Regions from separate parts of the Homo sapiens genome. Here all the other regions are linked to region 4. The links are chromatin loops, found by intact Hi-C in ENCODE. Cell type or tissue: sigmoid colon. All regions are shown on one strand. Each heading gives the region's core, and the rest is flanking DNA. Links, peaks and the distances in the headings are about the cores only. Region 1 overlaps LRIG1 (leucine rich repeats and immunoglobulin like domains 1). Region 2 overlaps LOC105377142 (a long non-coding RNA gene). Region 3 overlaps LRIG1 (leucine rich repeats and immunoglobulin like domains 1). Region 4 has its middle 56 kb from the start of LRIG1.

Region 1 (5,334 bases), core at 315-5,314, 150 kb before region 4:
TAAAGAGGTTGCCTAACAGAGCCTGCCCTCATGAGATCATTAGGTACAACACACACAGGTGCTTGGCAGATTAACTGGCAAAATCTAGGAGCTAGCTAGGAAAAAAAAGAAAAAGACCCCAAACCATACATTCAAAATAGCTGCTACTACGACCCTTGGAAATGACGTGGTTATTTGAGATGATGGTTAATGACGAAAGTACTGACAGGAGCCCCACCGCCCTCACACCTTACTGACCTTTACACAACTTTGAGAAACCCAGTAACAGGGCAAGACTCCTTTGTACAAAGGGCAACAGCAAATTCAGCAGTTTTCATGTGAGTTGTGAGTGAAGCCCAAGAGAAGCTCCACCAGCCGCCAAACGCCGGGTTGCCAGCCCCCAAGAACCCAACACCCAGGCCATCAAGGAGTGGGGTGTCCCCCACCCTCTTCTTCAAACTCTTCTCCACAAACAAAACAAGCTCTGCCCCAAACAAAAGCCAGCTCCTCTTCCGCCTGGGCCCAGAGCAGAGAGGCGCGGGGGGCGCCACAGAAACATCTCCCACCCAAGTGTGTCCCGCGCATTTGCCGGCGGAGCTCCGTGCGGCGGATACTCACAGCTTGCTGAGGCTGTCGAGCCCTGAGAAGGCGCCGCTCGTGTCCTCTATTGTGCCCGAAATCTCGTTATGGTCCAGATCCCTGGGGAGAGGACAGAAAGCAGCTCACCGAGCAGTCGGGGCGTGAAGGGAAAGCAAACTCTCACCCAGCCTGCTGCTCGGAAGCTGAAGTCCCCTGGGTGCATGCACCCTGGAGGCACAGCCGGGACGTAGGGTGAAGAGACACGTGGCCCTGGGAGGGAAGCCCTGTTTCTCAGCCTTCCAACCAAGATGACACATGCCTTAGACAAGAAACTTCCCTGGGCTCCACCTGCCTCCCTGTCTGCGGAGGCCACACTCAAGGGAAGGGAGGTGGTGCAGACAGCCCAGTCTGTATTCTGCCCCGAGAGAGCGGACATCTGGCCCCAGCACTGAGAATCAACCCAAAAGGTTCCTTAAGGCTCCCGTCTGCTCTCATACCAACCAGAGTCCCTTTTCTGGACATGACCGAGAAACTGCAGAAAGCACATGGAAGAAAGAGACCCGGCACAGGGCCGGCCCGTGGGCGCCTCCGTACCAGCCAGTGGGTCTGGAGCCCGGAGCCCATCTCCTCCCAAGGCCTGCAGGGCGCTGACTCTGAGCCAGGGAGGACATCTGGGTGCTGAGTCAGACTTGTGACCCACTCGCCAGGATCAGAGGGATGAGGCCAACTCAGCCCAGGCCCCTCCAACAATGCAAATCCCATGGCCGATGACTCAATGGCTTCCCAGCTTCCAGGAGCAGGTCACAGTGCCCAGGCGAGACATCACACCTGGAGACCAGGCCCCCATCCTGCCCTCTCCAACTTTCCACAAGGTTCTTGGTTCTTAAATTTTCCCCCCGAGCCCTTGCAGACACAGGCCAGGGAGAGAAAAGGAACTCTTGTCTCCTGTGAGAAGCTGCAGCAGGAATCAATGCTGCCAGCAGAGAGGGCAGCTCTGACTGAAGAGTGAAATGCTGGCGGTGACCTTTCTTGTCACAGCAGGAAGGTCAAATAGTGGAGATTCTGCTGCTGGAAGGGACTTCTCCTCTCAATGGGTTCCTTCCTATCATCTGCATACTGAAAAAACCAGGAACCAGGGACCCGGGGCTGTGGCTTTGTGTGCCTGTCTCTCTGCTCCTAGCCCTGGCTGCCAAAGTTTTTCTCTCCTTTCTGGCCCGCTCAGTCTGAATGTTCCCAGCCTTGTTATTTGGGCCTTGTATGGGCTCACAGGCTGACCTGGCCTGAATAGCTTGGCTCCGGCCTCTTTCACACTCCCTGGCAATGGCTCCACATTAAAGCCGGCTCTGCCAGGTGCAAGTGCAAAGGCCTCCCTCCCTGTCACACTGGAACAGATCCCTCTCTGTGCAGTGGATTACGCCTGAGAAGGAGACCCTAGAACCCGCCACCACTGTCCTCTGAAACCTGCATGCCCCTCTCTGGGGGTTTTATGCTGACAGCTGCTTGGAAGTTCTATGAAGCCAACCATGGAAAAGTTTTATACAAGCCTCAGAAAAGCATCCTGCAGCCACTTTTGCCAACCCCATCTAATTAGGGACTTCAAGGGAAATGGCATTAGCACCTCCACTTTGTTAACTGACCCCCGACGAGGTACAAGGAGAGACACAGGATTCCCTAAGTGCTGCTTTTGGAAAGGAGGCATCTTGGTACAGGTTATGCTGAAGAAGTTCAAATGCTCAGACGAGAGATGCACTGCAGTATTCCCATGGTTTAGAGAAAAAATATTCAGGACTTGGAAGTTGCAGCTGAAGACTCAAGATGGGAAAGACTGACCCACGGCTGCCGAACTGGAGGCTGCACCAGGCGCTCAGCGTGGGGAAGCTTTTTCCAACACTAGGAGCCAGCATCCTGTCCAGCACAACGTGGGCATCACTGCTTGAGAACAACTACTTTTTAGGAGCTGCCATCCCTCTCTAGGCACCATCCTGGGGAAATGAGAGATTTTTCTGCTTAACCAGTTCTTTTTCAGTTGATTACATAAAAGTTTGAGACTCTGCACATAGAGCAAGCCAGCTTTGGATCCAATTCTGACTCGAAGCCAACGCAAATGGAGTTCAACAAAGCAGATGGTTTGCTCTATTCTGCTCTCCCCACTGGGGACCCCTTTATCCTGTCAGTAGTGGGAGACGTACAAGACTCGCAGGCTCCTGAGTCCCTTGAAGGCACCCTCCGCAATGTGGCTGATGGAATTGTGGCTGAGACGCAGGACACTCAGGCTGCTCAGCTCGGCCAGGCTCTCCTCGTCCAGCCGTGTCAGGTTGTTGAAGGACAGGACCCTGAGGAAAGGGAGGGCAGCAATGTCACCATCTAGTGTGGTTGCCCCCCAACCCCACCCCACCGGAAATTGGGCCACAGTCAGCTGGGTTTCAGTGGGAAATGACACAGATGCACACGCACGCGCGTGCGTGCACACACACACCCACACCCACAGAATCCTGGGGGTAAAAGTGGCCATGCAGCTAGAAACTCATCAGTGCCCAACACACTAGTCTGACTCGTAGAATGGGTGCATAGGTCACAGGGGCCAGGGTGGCTGTTAAACTGTGAAGACTACACACGAGGTCATGACACACAACAACTCTCAAGCTCCAGCGCCTTCATGCTGTCCAAGGCAGCTCCTGATTCAGGCTACAAAAGACCTCTCTCATAGCAGAAGCCTGGGATTCTGGAGATGACCCCGCAGCAAGCCAGGGAGCCCCAGTCACACTCCCTGCATCTGCCAGCAGAGGGCACCACTAGCCCCTGCGTGGGACAACCACACCTGTGCCTCATGCCTTAGTGGGGCAACTCCCCCAGGGCAGGAGGCTCCTGCTCAGGCCTCCCTGCCCCCATCCACGTGGACCTCAGAGCATGATCCCCTACTGCAGGCGGTAAAAGCACATGCTTTGCCCGAACCTCAGAATCAAAGCTTCCTCCCAGCACTCCTGCACCTCTGGGTTGCTTACGTGACATATTGGTCATCTATCGTTGAAAAATTGGGGCTGGGGCAGGGATAGGAAGATGGAAAATAAACTCAGAGAAGATTAATGAGCTTTTAAAGGCAGCTAGGAGCAGCATTCTTTCCCTCCTGGACAAATAAGTCAGGGTGTCTGTCAGTTAAACAGACCTGGCAGGAGATCAAAATTATATCCTCACCTGCAATTAAAGAATTTAGCTTAAAGGAGGGGTGGGAAACACATGCTGGGAAGCAATCCCAAATCTGCCTCTGAGGTTACCTGGATATGGTGCAAACTGCTAGGACTGCTCAAGCGCACTTCTGTGATCTTTGCTGCCCCTTCTAGAGGGCATGGAAGAGGGCTTCATGCCTTCCACCAGCTAGAGAGGGGATCCCGGACCCCGCAGAAGACAGCATGCCATCCCTGGGGCCACGATACACTGGTGAGTCAGAGGATGGCCCCTCACTTTAAGAATTGGACTGGCTCAGGCTTCGGGGACTTAAAAGACCTCTCTTGCTTCCCACACCTCCCGGCCCTGACCAACAAAACCAGGAGTCCCCTGGTGGGGTCACAGCTTGACTACAGAGCCTGAAAGGAGCCATCCAGCACCACATGGAATGCACAACTGCAGGCCCTGAAGCGTAGGAAGCTGAAACCAAAGGGTTAACACTCACAGAATCCAAGAAAAGTTAGGAAAGAGGCAGGACCACTGTGTTTTGCATTAGATAATGATGGAGTCACCAAAATATAAACTCCAAGTCAGTGTGTGTGTGTGTGTGTGTGTGTGTGTGTGTGTGTGTGTGTGTGTGTGGTGGGGGGAGGGGGGGAGGAGGAGGGAAGGAAGGACAGGGAGAGAGAGGAGAACACAGAAGACCAGACACAAACACCAGCTGCAAGAATCCACATTAGATTCACGCATCCCCTTGAGTTTGCCTGGTGAGGTCAAGAGAGAGACAGGACAGACTGAGGCTTGGCACTCTTAACAATCATTCACTTCAGTGGGTGAATTTTTTCCAACAGCCAAGCCTAGAAAAGGAAGAAAAAAACAAAACAAAACAAAAAAACCCACCCAACTCTTGTGAAAAATAAAGAAACACAGTAGACTAAACTGGAGCATATCAAATGGAAAGAACAGTGAAAACACAAACTATAGACTTGTAAAGATGTTCTCTGAGTCCTTAGGAATGCTGCGTTCACTGTCCAGTAACCCCACCCTGACATGATGGGGTGGCCAGGGCCACTGCCCATCGCTACCCAGGCGACAGTCTGTCACTACTAATCTCAGAACTTTGGGCAAGACAAGCTCAGTTCTCAGTCTCAACCTGGGACCCCTGTCTGGAAATCTCCAAAAGGAGCAAGAGGACCACACCACACATCTCTGAACTAAGCACGCACACGACTGCACAGGAGCCTCTGCCAGCAGGCCACTGCGGTGCAAAACAGAGAAAGGGAAGGGGCCAAGAACCTGGGCAGCTCATCTACAGGAAGGAAGGTGGCGACTCCGAGGACACAAATTCATCCACAGTCAGCGTTTCACTGTCTCTGTTTGAGCCCAAATGACCCCCTCACTGAAGAAGCACATGCTATTTGGTGTGGCCATTAACACACAGTCACTCTCAAAATGGCTCCTGTGAGCACTCTGCCATAGCTGCCCTTCCCCAGGAACTTTCTACCCCTGGAACTGTCTCCAAACCCAACAGGACCTTGGGGGCCAAGGCTCCCTGCAGGGACCTAGCTGCTACTCCTGGAGCCCCTGCTAATCCAAATGCAGAGGAAGTGAAGG
Region 2 (5,334 bases), core at 314-5,313, 150 kb after region 4:
AAACATGACAAGAAATATGGAGAGACACAGAGCTAGGATTAATTCTGTGATATAACAATATCAAGACTTGGATTCAACTTTTCTGCAGTTCTCTTGACTTTTGCCTCATGGTCACAAAATGGCTGCTGTAGTTCCAAATTATGGCCTCTGACAAAACAACCAAGATTAGGAAAAAAGTAAAATAACTTGTGTTGATATTACTCCTCAAGAAAAATCCTTCCCAGAAGTGTTTCAAAGATTTTCTCATACATCTCTCTGGCCAGAAGGGGCTTATATGTTCATGTCCTAGCTGCAATGGAGGCCAGAAAGTGAGAGTCTGGGATTTCCAGAGAAGGAGGTATTGCAAGTTTGGAAGAAATAGGATATGCGAGACTGTTGTGGAGGTCAAAAACAGGGCCTCCCTCTGAACTGCCACAGCCCCCGTTCCCACTATGGCTCATCATTATGTTGTATGTAGTAGTTTACTTGACTATATCCACTAGCCTACAAGCTTTGTTAGAGAAGGACAATTGTACTGGATGAATGAAAAAGAAACAGCGTTATTATCACCAACCCTTCTAATAACAAAAGTAACAAACTGAAATCACTTCAGTCTGTGAGTAGTAAGTCTTCACCGTGCAGAGGCTTCCTGGTGAGATCCTATCCGGTAAGACCTCAACCTCAGGGGCTACTATTGATGGACAAAACATAACAAAGTACAATTCCCAGGCCTCTACCAGGTGGTTAAACAAGGTGGGAATAGTGAAAGCAGAAAATTTGAGAACTGGTAGAAGCAGAACTTCACAGCTGAACTGGTCCGGTAGAGACCAAACAGGAATGTGTAAGACTGCGGATTTATTTTGGTTGCAAGAAACAGAAACTAACTAACCAGTTAGTTGAGACAATAAGGAACATTTTTACTCTGTCCATAACAAGAAGCCTCAAGGTAAGGCAGCTGAGGGTTAATTCTGTCTCGTCATCTATAGCTTGGCTTTCCCAGGGTTGCAAGGTGGCCACCATAGTTGCAACCTCTACATCAACAATGTTCGCAAGATGACACATTTCCCCAATGCCTCTTTTTAAGGGAACGTTTACCTTTTCCAGAAATCTCCAGAAGAATTTATTTCTCTTTGGGCAGCTCTGGGTTACATATTTATCTATAAAACAATCACTGGTATGTATAATGAGATAATCATAATTGAATTAAACCAAGCAATGTTTTCTTAATTACACACGGACATCCCAATTTTATTGTGTATAATGAAGAAAATCTTGTTCTCCTCCAAGGAAAAACAAAGGGAAGTGGAATGACTATTGGATAGGTAGCCAATGACATCTGTTACAAAAGGTTACCTTGGAACTAAGCAAATTCCAGTTTTCAGTGAGTAAGTCTTACAAGGCTGAATCTCAATCCACACCTGGCACTGCAAAAACCCTGCAAAGGAAAGAATAACCCAGGTTAGAACGTTTGTCAACTGGTTTCTTCTGCTTCTGTCTTATATAGAGATGCTTATCATTCTTCAGAATTCCTAGGACATGGATACAGAATAATCTACGACATTCACAACCTCTGGGTTACCTCTTTGCAGATGGGCCAGTTTTGTCATTTCTAAGCACCAGGATTCATGTATCCTGAGCTGTTTCAGGAAAGGAAGACACAGGCCCCCGTCTCTACGCCTGTGCTTTAGGTCTGAGCCTGCATCCTACTCATTGATATCTAAGCAGCATCTCCCTTTCTACCTTATCATTTAGAGGAAAACTTCCTTATTCCAGATATGGAACTCACTTTGGTTGTTCTCAAACTCTGAGGCAATATCTTCATTAAAAGTTTTAAGCCAAGAGAAGATGTTTCCCACCAGGTGGAAGCAAAACAGCTTCAGAATAGATCTTGGTCCAGCTGGTCTTAAGGGACAATTAGCGTTGTTTACTTTCCATGACCCAAGGCATGTCTAAGTTCAGGCCAGTAACTACTTCTAAGCTGGAACTTTACCCATGGACACCAAATTATTCTGCTGCCTAGTCATCTGGGTCCCTTTTATTAGATGTTTTGAGATTCTAAGTCCGGGCTCAGTGGACCAAATCTGGCCTGCCACCTGTTTTTTGTAAGTAAAGTTTTATTGGGACACGGCTGCACCCATTCATTTACATATCATCTATGGCTGCTTTTGATCTACAACTGCAGAGTTGAATAGTTTTGGCAGAGATCCTATGGCCTCCAGAGCGTACTGTCTGGGTCTTTGCAGAAAAGTTTGCTGACTTCTGTCCAAGGGGGAAAGAGCAAGTGAAAAGCATGAAGGTTCTAAGCGGGATAGATGCTCCAAATTCATACGTAAACACTAAGCAAAAGCTACAGAGATGCTAGAATGGGTTCAGATGGTTTGAAAGTCAGCACACTGGGTCAAGCTGGGTCTTACGAGGACTCTGCTCAGCCAGTGATATATAATGGGCACCTCACAGGGAGCTGAGCCAGTTCCATGTCTCCCTGGAAGAAGCATTGCACTTCACAAGTGTTTATGTTCTCAAATGTGAAACCTGGAGACGGTTTTCTAAATAGGACTTTAAATGCTCCAGTCTGGGTGTTTTTGCAATCTGACACACACATCCATTAGAGCTGCTCCATGGAGCCTCTGGACTGACCGTAAAAACTCAGCCACAGACCTCCTTGGTTTTCAAACAGGAGCCCAAGAAAGACCACAACAGAAACCTGTTTATACAGTTCAGGTTTTCTTAGTAACACAAGGCAGAGGTCAGACAAGTCTTAATCACTTGCTGTAAGAATTGATTTCTGCTGGAACCTAAGGCAGACAGACTTATCTGCTTAGGGTTGTGGTTTCTTATCCCTTCTTAATAAAAAAATAAATAAATAAAATAAAGCCATGGAAGATGGCTGGATGTGGTATCTCATGCCTGTAATCCTAGCACTTTGGGAGGCTGAGGCAGGTGGATCGTTTGAGCCCAGGAGTTTGAGACCAGCCTGGGCAACATAGTGAGACCCCATCTCTACAAAAAATAAACATAAACGAGCCAGGCATCGTGGTGTACATCTGTAGTCCCAGCTACTGGGGAGGCCAAGGTGGGAGGATCACTTGGGCCCAGGAGGTAGAGCCTGCAGTGAGCTGAGATTGTGCCACCTGTACTCTAGCCTGGGTAACAAAGAGAGTGCTTATCTCAAAAAAAAAAAAAAAAAGAAAGAAAAAAAGAAAAAGAAAAGAAGCCATGGAAGATAATATTAATCACTCTTGTTTTAGACACTGCGCTAAGCGTTTTATGTGCATTATCTTACTTAATCTTTACAATGCTCCCGTGAAGAAGGTACTATGCTATATGACCTCCTTTTTAGAGATGAGGAAGGTGAGGCCTAGCACAGAGTTCCTTGAGTCTGGTGAGCTTGTGAAAATGCAGATCACTGGCCCTACCCCAGGGATTCAGATTCAGCCTCTCTGGGGTGGGACCTGAGATTCTGCATCTCTAACAGGTTCTGAGGCTATGCCCATGCTTCCGGCCAGGGCTGCACTGAGCGCACTGGCCTAGAGTTTAAGGGAAAAGCTAACTCTCATGACCATTTGTGGCAGGATAAGCTCTCAAACCCAGGTTTGAGCATGTGACTTTTCATTCTTTTAATCAGTTTTCATAAACTGCCTCCCATGAGCTCCGAAAATAAGTGAGTGAAAGGCATTTAAACACACACCCAGGAAATCAGGTCAGAAACTCAGTGGTTGCTATTTCTAAAATGACCCAAATCTTTCTCAATTCGTGTCTCGAAATTTTGGCCATGTTGGGAAGTCATATTTGAACAATATATAACCACACAAGCATGTAAATAATTAAATTGGAACTTTGGCCTGGCCTAGAATAGTAGATCTGCTAATCTTCTCCAAATTATTAATTCTAAGAAGTCTTACCCAAACTAACCTTGCCTCCATGCTTTCTTAATGTACTCTCAGGACTTGAGAAAGAGATTGTTGCCACACAATGTTGCTCAATAGTTTCAGCTCTATACATCAGGCTTTCTCTTCTCATAAAGATCAGAAATTGCTTCAAGGGGTTATTTTCCCTGTCTTAACATCTTAATGCTGTATTGTGCCTGAGTAAACAATATTCAAAATGCTATATAGTATACAGAATATCTGGCAGTATGGCATAATGTTAAGAATGTGGGTTTTGCATTCAAACTTTGAATTCACATACAGGCAATGCCACTTACTGTGTGGTTAAGTTCCTAAACTAAGTCTGTTTTCTTATTAGTAAAGTGGAGACCAAAATACCCCTATAAAGTTGTTATATCACATGTAAAGCACTCAGCCATGACATATGGAGAGGCCTAAAAATGTGAATTACAAATTATTGTGTAATTTATTATATATACAATTAGATCATATAAGTATATATTTATATCTTACAATTATATATTGTTACTGTAGTAACATAATTACCTTACTACTATATTAATGTAAAATTAATTATATAGAAGAATCATTATATTAATATTAACCAATATATTATTGATGTAGATTAATATTGATATATAATGTATATTATATATAATTATTTATAATTGTAATATTTTATAATTGTAAACTTTGTTTAAGCTCTAGAAAAATGTGTTGACTAAATGCATCTTTCTTTGTTGCTTTTTTTTAAGACAGAGTCTAGCTCTGTTGCCCAGGCTGGAGTGAGGTGTCAACATCTCAGCTCACTACAACTTCTACCCCCTGGGTTTAAGCAATCCTCCTGCCTCAGCCTCCCAAGTAGCTGGGATTACAGGTGCACACCACCACGCCCAGCTAAGTTTTGTATTTTTAGTAGAGAGGGGGTTTCACCATATCAGCCAGGCTGGTCTCAAACTGCTGGCCTCAAGTGATCCTCCCACCTCAGCCTCCCAAAGTGCTGGGATTACAGGCAGGAGCCACCACACCCGGCTTAAATGCATCTTTGAATCTAGTCAGTTTTAGCTGAAGAAACACACAGCCGTGGATATGTTAGTCAATTAATGTTAGCTGCAGACAAGGCTGTAGTAAAGAAGGTTCCAGGCTTACTGGCACATATCCCTTTGCTAAGATTATTTTCCTTCTGGAATAACCTCTTCTTCACTTTTTGCCTATCCATTCTTCAAGTCTTTCCTCTGCTATGAGGCCTTCACAGATGAAGCTCATACTCTCTCATGTCCATGAACACAACACCATTTGGTCAATTCCACAGATGAATTTATACTCCCTTCAATTTTTTCCTGTGTACAGCCTTGTTCTCCCAGCCAGAATATATTCTCCTTGAGAGCAGTTATTCATGTCTGACTTGTTTTGTACCTGCCAGACTACTCGGTAAGTACTTGAATACAAGCACGGGAAAAAACAATAA
Region 3 (5,334 bases), core at 37-5,036, 130 kb before region 4:
GCCCCACGAAACCACTTTTTCCTCCTAGGCCTCCAGGCCTGTGATGGGAGGGGCTGCCGCAAACATCTCTGACATGCCCTGGAGACATATTCCCCATTGTCTTGGTGATTAACATTCAGCTCCTCATTACTTATGCAAATTCCTGCAGCCAGCTTGAATTTCTCCTCAGAAAATGGGATTTTCTTTTCTATTGCATTGTCAGGCTGCAAATTTTCCAAACTTTTATGTTCTGTTTCCCTTTTGAAACTGAATGCCTTTAACAGCACCCAAGTCACATCTTTAATGCTTTACTGCTTAGAAATTTATTCCATCAGATACCCTAAATCATCTCTCTCAAGTTCAAAGTTCCACAAATCTCTAGGGCAGGGGCAAAATGCTGCCAGTCTCTTTGCTAAAGCATAACAAGAGTCACCTTTGCTCTAGTTCCCAACAATTCCTCATTTCCATCTGAGACCACCTCAGCCTGGACATTATTGTTCATGTCACTATCAGCATTCTTGTCAAAGCCATTCAACAAGTCTCTAGGAAGTTCCAAACTTTCCCACATCTTCCTGCCTTCTGAGCCCTCCAAAGTGCTCCAACCTCTGCCTGTTATCCAGTTCCAAAGTCACTTCCACATTTTCAGGTATGTTTTCAGCAATGTCCCACTCTACTGGTACCAATTTACTGTCTTAGTTATTTTTCACGCTGCTGATAAAGACACAAAGACTGGGCAATTTACAAAAGAAAGAGATTTAATTGGACACACAGTTCCACCTGGCTGGAGAGGCCTCACAATCATGGCAGAAGGCGAGGAGGAACAAATCACATCTTACATGGATGGCAGCAGGCAAAAAGAGAGTTTGTGCAGGGAAACTCCAGTTTTTAAAACCATCAGATCTTGTGAGACTCATTCACTATTATGAGAACAGCACAGGAAGGACCCACCCTCATAATTCAATCACCTGCCACTGGGTCCCTCCCATGACACATGGGAATTGTAGGAGTTACAATTCAAGATGAGATCTGGGTAGACATCATCCCAGCCAAACCATATCAAATAGGTATGAAGTTTTAGTTTTGCAAGATGGAAAAAAGTTCTGGAGACTGGTTGCACAACATAAATGCATTTAACACCATTGAACTCCACATTTTAAAAAATACTTCAGATGGTAAATTTTATGTTATGTGTACTTTACCACAATTTAAAATTAAAACAAGGCCAGGCACGGTGGCTCACGCCTGTAATCCCAGCACTTTAGGAGGCTGAGGTGGGCGGATCACCTTAGGTCAGGAGTTTTGAGACCAGCCTGACCAACATGGAGCAACCCTGTCTCTACTAAAAATAAAAAATTAGCCGGGCATGGTGGCGCATGCCTGTAATCCCAGCTACTCGGGAGGCTGAGGCAGGAGAATTGCTTGAACCTGGGAGGCAGAGGTTGTAGTGAGCCAAGATCACGCCACCGCACTCCAGCCTGGGCAACAAGAGCAAAACTCCATCTCAAAAGAAACAAATTAAAACAAAATGTGACTCAGTTCACAGCACTCCTCTGTCTAAATCTCAAATGATGATTCTTGTGTCTCCCAAGTAAGTCCTGTCCATGGTCTCCAAGGCACATGTGGAGTTCTTCCTGCTGTGGAACATGGCACAGCACTGTGGAACAATATGCCTTGAGTGTCTTCCTGCCCAGGTTCAAATCCCAGCTATCCCACTCACAGGTGTGAACCTCAGAAGAGCCCCTCTGTAAAGTGATGTGTGAAGTTCATATGCCCCATGGGCTGATATGACCTGACACGTAACAACTGCTCAATAAAATGAGTTCTTGTTTTTAGTAGTCATGCTTGTGTCATCAGAGCCAGGCTAAGGATCTAGTCTGTAGGAGGTGCTCTGGAAAAAAGAATAAAATTAATGACTGGTTCTTGTCTACTCTTCTGACATATTTCAGTGCAAACAAGCAGCTCTGGCTCCCCTCTCAGGAACGAAGGGCTGACTCAGAGCTCTCACTCTTAACTTCAAGCATAAAAGAAGCCTGCTCCAGCTGGAGAGTGTCAAACCCAGCCACTGGGAAGACCCCACGTTTCAAAGCAAATCCCAGACTGCAACTTCTGCAGGATTCAGGGTGGCTAGACATCTGACAGATTCCCCAGCATCTGGATGACACCCCCCACCCCCACTCCCACAGCAAGTGGAACTGAGGCCACGTCCCTGACCCAAGCCCACCAAACCCCACCAACCCCACCATTCCAGAGGTAGCCTGCTGGTCTAAGATACCCTCTCTAGGTCTCCCCCCCATGAAGGTTAGAGTAAACAGCTGGCATTCAAACCCCTGCAGGGAAGCCTTCCCACCTCCTGCCTGAGAGTTGATGCCATGGAAACGTGTCTGCTGCCCTCGCTCAACCCGGCATTCCACCTTCAGGAAACTATCCATGTTTTCAATTCCACATGCAAACCCAAGTGGTCATCATTTTCACTCCTTTAACATAACTAACTGCACAGTTCCCAAGAAGATCCATACCTCTTTTTATTGCCTCTCAACAGCTGACCAATTAATGAACACCTATTATATACACAGTAGATCCTGGGCAAAGCATCAATGCCATCACACAGCAATCTAACAAGGTAGGTACTATTATCTTTATAGGCAGCCCCTGACTTACGATGGTTCAGCTTAACGATTTCTGGACTTCACAATGGTGCAAAAGCTATACACATTCAATAGAAATTGTACTTCAAGTACCCATAAAACCATTCTGTTTTCCACTCAGTGTTCAATAAATTATAGGAGATATTCAAAACTTTATTATAAAATGGGCTTTGTGTTAGATGATTCTGCCCAACTGTGGACTAATATGAGTGTTCTGAGCACATTTAAGGTAGACTAGGCTAGGTTGTGGTATTCAGGAGGTTAGAGGTATTAAATGCATTTTTTGCTTAATGATATTTTCAACTTAGGATGGGTTTATCTGGACATAACTCCATTGTCAGTTGAGAAGCATCTATACTTAGGCAATTGAAGAAATTGAGGCTCAGAAGTCTGCTGGAGCTTGCCCAAGGTCACACAGCTGGGAAGCAAGAGGAGCCGGGATGCAAGCCCAGGGAAGCATGACCCTATCTAGCCCGTCCGAGAGGCTCTCCTGGCAGAACTTTAAGGGCACTGGCCCAGATTCCACCCATAAACTTCCAAAGCTTGGCTAAATCTGAACATTAGCTGGCCATTTCTCAGTCAACTCAGCCTGTTCTACGTAGCTTGGCCTCGGCCAGGTGGCCCAGCTCTCATACAAGCTTCCCAGAGTCCTGTGTGAGAAGCAAATGTGCACAGGACTTCATGTGACAGAATCTCAGCAAATAAGGCAGATAAAGCTCAAGTTTTTACTTTGAATGTTCTGGATGGAAAGAAAAGGGCAGTTTCTTTGAGATCTTGAAAGATCTGCCATCGAGGGAGGAAGGAGTATCTTTATTGTTAGGGAAGGTAAGCTGCAAAGGGATCCACTTAAGTTTACAAAAAAGGGTGAGGATGGTGCAAGGCAAGAGGACAGTGTTGTGCTAGGAACAGTTCTTATTGGCCTCATCAAAGGAACAGCGCAGCCTTTCTCTGCAACCAGACAAAACCAGTGATTCTGCACTTATGGGGACCGGGGGAAGTGTGTGGTGGCCAGGTCACGTGGCATTCGCCTCCATCCACAGTGTCAGTTTACCCCTTGGGCTGCCCTCTGGAGCGAGGAGAACTTAATACAGCAGAAGTCTATTAAACCAACACCTGTTAAAGGCTTCAAAAATAAAATCAGTCTTCAAAGGCGGAAAGCAGGCAAGATAAGCTCTCCCCAGTTGGCTACATTTTCAGAGCTGATGTTAAATTAGACAGTGAAACAGATGGAGGCATTTGAAACCAACATTTAAAACTTTTTCTCATAAGTGATTGTTCCACTACAGTTCTGTGAAAGCCTGGTTTACAAGGTATTCCCGTTAGTGGTGGAAAAGATCTCATGTCACAGATAACAGCCAGGAAGAAAGGGCAAGGAGATCAAAGGCAGTTGGGACAAGGTGGGTCAAGTGGGTAATTTCTGACCCCTGAAATTATGCACCTATTTTCTACACCAGGGGCCAGCAAACTTATTCTACATTGGGCCAGATGGTAAATTTTTAGGCTTTGTGGGTCATACTGTCTCTGTCATGACCACTCAGTTCTGCTGTTATAATGTAAAAGCAGCCAGACAATATGTAAATGAATGAGTGTGGCTATGTTCCAATAAAACTTTATTTACAAAAACAAGCAGTGGGCCAGGATTGGGACCACTGTCTGTGGTGTGCTGACCCTGTCAACCCTATGGCAACCAGTTTGTGTTTCTTGGGGTGCAGAGACCCAGACTCTAATTCTTGCTGTCATGCAATTTTGGAACCATGTATAAATCACTCTTTCTCTACCTCGTTTAACCACCTGCAAAATAAGGAAATACCTCTTAACTGCAGAGAGAAAACTTTCCCATTGTCCCTCCAGTGCCCATGTCAGACATCACTAATCACAGTCTTTTCTGCCAATGTCTTTTCTACCTCTTCAGAAAGTGAAATGGAACATAAGTCTCTCTACCACTGTTATGTTCCTCAAGAGATCAACCAGGTTCCTTACTGGAGCCAGTGAAGATAGATGGGCAAACAGGGTTACTTTACAGAAGACAGAAATCCACACTGTATATCCTATATCCTTCCTCGTTTCAGTTCCGCCAATTAGTCTGAAACATACTGAAGCTGGCCAGCTCTCCATCCCTAAGATCTAAGAAGCTGTGCCCTTCCGCCCTTCCAGACAATTACAGTGATTCACAAAGTCCACAGTCAACTATCTGAGTGTGGACTCTCACCGAAATGGCAAATCTACCACAGTTTTACTTCAAGATCAAATCTTAACACGTCTTACTTAATGAATAAGCGAAATCCACATAATAGCTCTTTGCTTCGCCTGAACCTCCGGTTAGAAAATAAGTTTCACATAATCTAGCCCTAGACTGGGGGGAAAAAAAATCTAACACCCCCGGCCCCCATTACCCCAACAAAGTGATCCTGGCAGACAGGTTTCATCAAACTCCACACCCTGCAGCACTCTGCCCATCATGGTGCTGCACTGGAATTCTTACCAAGGCTCTGCATCACACACTCACTGTCACCACCCACATACAGCACGCACTCAAAATAATCAAAATGAATGAAGGCGTGCACACATTCACATATGCCTTCTGAGGCTACAGTGTATCTTAACAACATATCACACCTGGAATCCACACAATGTGAGACTATCTGAGACCCTCATATTACTGACGGAAGATGAAACTTAGTACAGGGCACACCAGCCCTGATGCCTACCT
Region 4 (5,334 bases), core at 328-5,327:
CAGCACTATTCACAATAGCTGCAAACTGAAATCTATCCAATTGCCCATTAGCAGTCTTAGAATAAATTTAAAAATTGCATTACATTCACAATGAAAAATCTATGCAGCACTGAAAAAGAATAAACTGTAACTGCAGGCAGCAACATAGATGAATTTCACAAATACAAGGTCAAGCAAAATAAGTCAGACACCAAAGGGTGTACAATATATATTTCCATTTCTATAAATACAGAAATTGGTAAAACCTAATGCATGGGTTATAAATTAGAATAATAGTAACTGTTGGGGTCGGGCGCGGTGGCTCACGCCTGTAATCCCAGCACTTTGGAAGGCCAAGGTGGGCGGATCATGAGGTCAGGAGATTGAGACCATCCTGGCCAACATGGTGAAATCCTGTCTCTACTAAAAATACAAAAATTAGCTGGGTATGGTAGCACGCACCTGTAATCCCAGTTACTCGGGAGGCTGAGGCAGGAGAATCGCTTGAACCGGGAGGTAGAGGCTGCAGTGAGTGGAGATCGCGCCGTGCCACTGCACTCCAGCCTGGGTGACAGAGTGAGACTCCGTCTCAAAAAAAAAAAAAAACAAAACTACAAAAACAAACAAAAAAAGCAAAACAGTAACTGTTGGAGAGAAGTAGTGATAAAGGGAAAAAAAGAGACTTCTAGGGTGCTGGCAGTGTTCTTTCTTGATCTGGGTTCTGGTTGCATGGGTGTGAAAATTAATTGAGGTGTCTACTTTTTGTACTTTTCTGTACATTAATATTGCAATGAAATGTTAAAATGCTAATTCCAGGGCCCTAGCCCAGACTGATAGAATCACCCTCTCTTGAGTGCAGGTGTGTGGGTGTGTCTGTGCATGTGTGTGGTCAACAGGGTCCCCAGGCATTTCTATGCACATCATTAGGGTAACATCCTTTGAAAATTACACCGCACTTGAATGACACACATATTTCCTTCTTCAAGGGGTTTCTGCAAGCACTCTTGGCTAACTCAGCAGCATCTGCCTTTCCTAGTTTCTTTTGTTGTATATGCCCATGTTTTACCAGAAGCCAAGAGGGACATAACGTTAAGAGGTCTTATGGGTACTTTCAAACAGTGGCACTTGGGGCAACAGAGAGAGACAGCTCTGATAATGTGCCAGCTTATAAAATATAGCTAAATATAATTAAATGTTTATGGGGTGACTAATACGCCATATCCCTAGGGGAATAAGTCAAGTGCTCACCGTTGCTGAATTTCCACTGAATCCTGGCTTCTCTAGAGAAGGATTGCTGGGTGGAAGCCAGAAGGAGCTGGGGCTTTTCCTTCTGCCCATATGCCCAATACATGCCCAGTTTAGTGTTCAGGGCTCACTGTGCTCAATAGATATGTTTGTTGCTGTCTTTTCCATCTGGAAGGGACTGTAAAGATCATCTGGTTCAGAGGCTGTCACAGATCTACCTAGAGAGGTGCAGCAGCATCTGCTGAGATGTGGTAAATATACAGATTCCCAGGCCAACAGCAAACCCGCTGAGTCTTAATTCCATTGCTTTGGAGCTTCATTTCAATGAATAACAATTTAAAGTGAGTGTATCAATAGAGCAGAATAGGCTGGGCACAGTGGCTCATGCCTATAATTCCAGCACTTTAAGAGGCTGAGATGGGTGGATCACTTGAGGTCAGGAGTTAGAGACCAGCCTGGCCAACATGGTGAAACCCAACCTTTACTAAAAATACAGAAAAAAAAAAATTAGCTGGGTGTGGAGGTATAATTCTAGCTACTTGGGAGGCTGAGGCAGGTGAATCACTTGAACCCGGGAGGCAGAGGTTGCAGTGAGTCGAGATTGTGCCACCATATTCCAGGCTGGGCCACAGTGCAAAACTCCATTTCATTAAAAAAAAAAAAAAAAAAAAAAAAGAGCGAGTAGCAGAGTCGAAGGCAGCTCTGATACAATAACTGAGCAAGTTGCTTCACTGTCTTTGAGCCTCACTTTCCTCATCTGTGAAGTGAGAATAATACTATCTACCATGGAGGGTTGTGAGGAGGGTGCTTACAAAGCCCTGCCAGCTCTACCTGGAACATCCCCAGCATTCCATCGATGTTGGCTACTAAGAAAGGTACTTCAGATTACATTGTTGTTACTGGAATTAACTCACAATAAAAAAAGAAAATTCAGCAATGTTTGGTGGCTCATGCCTGTAATCCCAGTGCTTTGGGAGGCTAAGCAGGGAGGACTTCTTGAGGCTAGAAGTTTGAGACCAGCCCAGGCAACATGGCAAGACCCCATCTCTACAAAAAAAAAAAAAAAAGAATAAAAAATTAGCTGGGTATGGTGGCACACACCTGTAGTTCCAGCTACTTGGGAGGCTGAGGTGGGGAGATCACTTGAGCCCAGGAGGTCGAGGCTGCAGTGAGCCCTGATTGTGCCACTGCACTTCAGCCTGGGTGACAGAGCAAGATCTCATCTCTAAAAAGAAAAAGAAAAAAAAAGAAAAGAAAACTCATCTGTATCACTATAATTATTTTTTTCACCTTTAAAAATCTGAAATGTAGTAAAAGGAACTTCTTACTGAAAAGGTTATCTAGGTACCATCCAAAGTCCTCCTGCATGCTCCACTTTTCGGGGCCACATGGATAATATATTTGGAGAAACAATGAAAAGAGCACAGGCCGATGGAAAGGAATGGTTTCAAGATCGCACTTCTTGCTAACATTTTTGTCAAGACTAGGGGAAGTGTGCAGCCTGTTGCCTGAGATTGAGAGTGGGTAGATGGGGAAAAGGGTTGATTTCTTCCAGGAAGGGTGAAAATAGACATGTTGGTGCCAAGCTCTTGAACATTACACAAGACAGGACACCTCATTGCGCATTGGACTACTTTTGCCTAGGGAGACCTGGACGTTAAAGTGGTTGTCAAGCTGTCCGGTGTGGAGTCTACAAAAAAGAACAGATCCGCAGTTTAAGATTTATGCTCCAGGACGGTAGGATCACCACTCCGAATACACAACTCACGTAGGTTCTTGGCTGACTCCCTTTGGGTCTCTGTTGCTTTTTCCCTGCCTTCTTGGGTTTAAATATTACTCAGGTATTTATGAAAAGGGAGCATAAAATTTGGCTGAGGACCAGTGCAGTTCAGTGCAATCCACTTGCACGAAGCCCTGAAATGTGCTGGAACACTGATTTTATTACTAAATAACTGAATAGGAATGGAAGAGAACCAGACAGAATTTGATTCTAGAGGCTGGGTATGGTGGCTTACAGCTGTAATCTCAACACTTTGTAATCTCTACTAAAAATATAAAAATTAGTCAGGAATGGTTGTGCATGCCTGTAATCCCAGCTACTCAGGAGGCTGAGGCAGGAGAATCACTTAAAACTGGGAGGCAGAGGTTGCAGTGAGCCAAGATCCTGACACTGCACTGCAGCCTGGGCGACAGAGTAAGACTCCGTCTCAAAAAAAAAAAAAAAAAAGAATTTGATTCTATAAAAGAAGGCTGCATTTTAAGGATGAGGAAATGTAGTGACATGAAGTAACTCACCTGGGTCCCACTGGATATTTAGCTTCAGAAATCAACTCAAATCCCCAAATGCCTCATGTCAAAGCTGCATACAGATGTTCAGACAACAGATGAGGTTTTAAAGACAAAGAGGAAGACGGCAGTCTCTGAGGAAGACTTCTCTACCCAGTGAATATGTGGACACTGAGAGCTTCATGGTATCTTTCCTGGTATTGGTTTGACAAAGTTAAGAACTAATGTGAAGCAGAGGCATACAGGATGCTAGACCGACCATCTGGATCCACACATAACCATGTGAAGAAATCATGAATACCGGAAGACTGGAGGCATGTTTCTTACAAAATTAGCTCCTCTACCAGTGACACACCTACAGTGGGCCTGCTGGCATCATGCCACTGTTGTTCTGGGAAAAATGAGTTCAAGCCACCTGGTTATGTCCCTAAACAATGGTGGAATTTGGTAAGAATGGATAAAGGGAGTATTGCTAGTTCATTCCCCTATCACTAGCTCACATAAAATGCCCACTCAGCTATTGCTATCACCTCTGAAGGATGGTCAGGTGTTCGGGTAAGATTTAGATATTAAAATTGTTTGGCCAGGCATGGTGGCTCATGCCTGTAATCCTAGCACTTTAGGAAGCCAAGGCAGGAGAATCACTTGAGGTCATGAGTTCAAGACCAGCCTGGTCAACATGGCAAGACCCTATTTCTACAAAAAGATTTTTAAAAAATTGTTCAGCAGACACTTGGCATTCTCAGATGTAATACTTAGTAATAACAATGACAATTATAATATGAACATAGTGCTTAATATGTGTGAGACGCTGTGTTAAGCATTTTTCATGTGACAACTCATTGACCTGTGACGACACCATTTGTGTTAGTCCCTTGTCATGCTGTTGATAAAGACATAACTGAGACTGGGAAGAAAAAGAAGTTTAACTGGACTTACAGTTCCACATTCTTAGGCTGGGGAGGCCTCAGAATCATGGCAGAAGGTGAAAGGCACTTCTTACAAGTCGACAGCAAGAGAAAATGAGGAGGAAGCAAAAACAGAAACCTCTGACAAACCCATCAGATCTCGTGAGACTTATTCACTATCACAAGAACAGCACGGGAAAGACTGGCCCCCATGATTCAATTACCTCCCTCTGGGTCCCTCCCACAACACGTGGGAATTCTGGGAGATACAATTCAAGTTAAGATTTGAATGGGGACACAGCCAAGCCATATCATTCTGCCCCGGCCCCTCCAAATCTCATGTCCTCACATTTCAAAACCAATCATGCCTTCCTAACAGTCCCCCAAAGTCTTAACTCATTTCAGCATTAACCCAAAAGTCCACAGTACAAAGTCTCATCTGAGATGAGGCAAGTCCCTCCTGCCTATGAGCCTGTAAAGTCAAAAGCAAGCTAGTTACTTCCTAGATACAATGGGAGTACAGGTACTGGGAAATACAGCCATTTCAAATGAGAGAATTTGGCCAAAACAAAGGAATTACAGGGCCCATGCAAGTCCGAAATCCAATGGGGCAGTCAAATTTTAAAGCTCCAAAGTGATCTTCTTTGACTCCAGGTCTCACACCCAGGTCACACTGATACTAGAGGAGGGTTCCCATAATTGTGGGCAGCTCTGCCCCTGTGGCTTTGCAGGGTACAGCCTTCCTCCTGGCTGCTTTCACGGGCTGGCATTGAGTGTCTGTGGCTTTTCCAGGCTCACAGTGCAGGCTGTCGGTGGATCTACCATTCTGGGGTCTGGAGGACAGAGGCCCTCCTCTCACAGCTCCACTAGGCAGTGGCCTAGTAGGGACTCTGTGTGGGGGCTCCCACCCTACATT

What was found. A loop is a pair of places that touch in the nucleus more often than their neighbours do. Peaks named below come from ENCODE experiments on the same cell type or tissue, not always from the same donor. Only the 100,000 strongest peaks of a DNase experiment are listed, where the experiment ranks them.
Region 1: it touches region 4 in a loop (3-fold over the local background); 2 of 110 quality-filtered maps call a loop at or near these places.
Region 2: a loop joins it to region 4, with 6 times the contacts of the local background. A loop is called at or near these places in 4 of 110 quality-filtered maps.
Region 3: it touches region 4 in a loop (13-fold over the local background); 2 of 110 quality-filtered maps call a loop at or near these places.

What each region holds. Positions count from the first base shown.
Region 1 is chr3:66,404,601-66,409,934 of GRCh38, forward strand. LRIG1 (leucine rich repeats and immunoglobulin like domains 1) reads right to left here. Exons shown (of 19, transcript NM_015541.3): 8 at 2,748-2,891; 9 at 598-678. Among named protein-coding and RNA genes, the nearest start is that of LRIG1, 94 kb to the right of the region's middle. In sigmoid colon, for the core only: a CTCF peak has its summit at 3,341 (motif pointing right); DNase peaks (open chromatin) are centred at 471, 1,281, 1,801, 3,341 and 1 weaker place.
Region 2 is chr3:66,699,772-66,705,105 of GRCh38, forward strand. It overlaps LOC105377142 (a long non-coding RNA gene), which reads right to left. Exons shown (of 3, transcript XR_940935.3): 3 at 1,198-1,414. Among named protein-coding and RNA genes, the nearest start is that of LRIG1, 200 kb to the left of the region's middle. In sigmoid colon, for the core only: no CTCF peak of the experiment used is centred there; DNase peaks (open chromatin) are centred at 2,130 and 2,420.
Region 3 is chr3:66,422,090-66,427,423 of GRCh38, forward strand. All of the region lies in intron 3 of LRIG1 (leucine rich repeats and immunoglobulin like domains 1), which reads right to left. Among named protein-coding and RNA genes, the nearest start is that of LRIG1, 76 kb to the right of the region's middle. RefSeq lists an enhancer at 1-393. In sigmoid colon, for the core only: no CTCF peak of the experiment used is centred there; DNase peaks (open chromatin) are centred at 1,972 and 3,152; H3K27ac peaks cover 306 bases.
Region 4 is chr3:66,554,491-66,559,824 of GRCh38, forward strand. No RefSeq gene overlaps it. Among named protein-coding and RNA genes, the nearest start is that of LRIG1, 56 kb to the left of the region's middle. RefSeq lists an enhancer at 1-417. In sigmoid colon, for the core only: no CTCF peak of the experiment used is centred there; DNase peaks (open chromatin) are centred at 1,251, 2,911 and 3,375.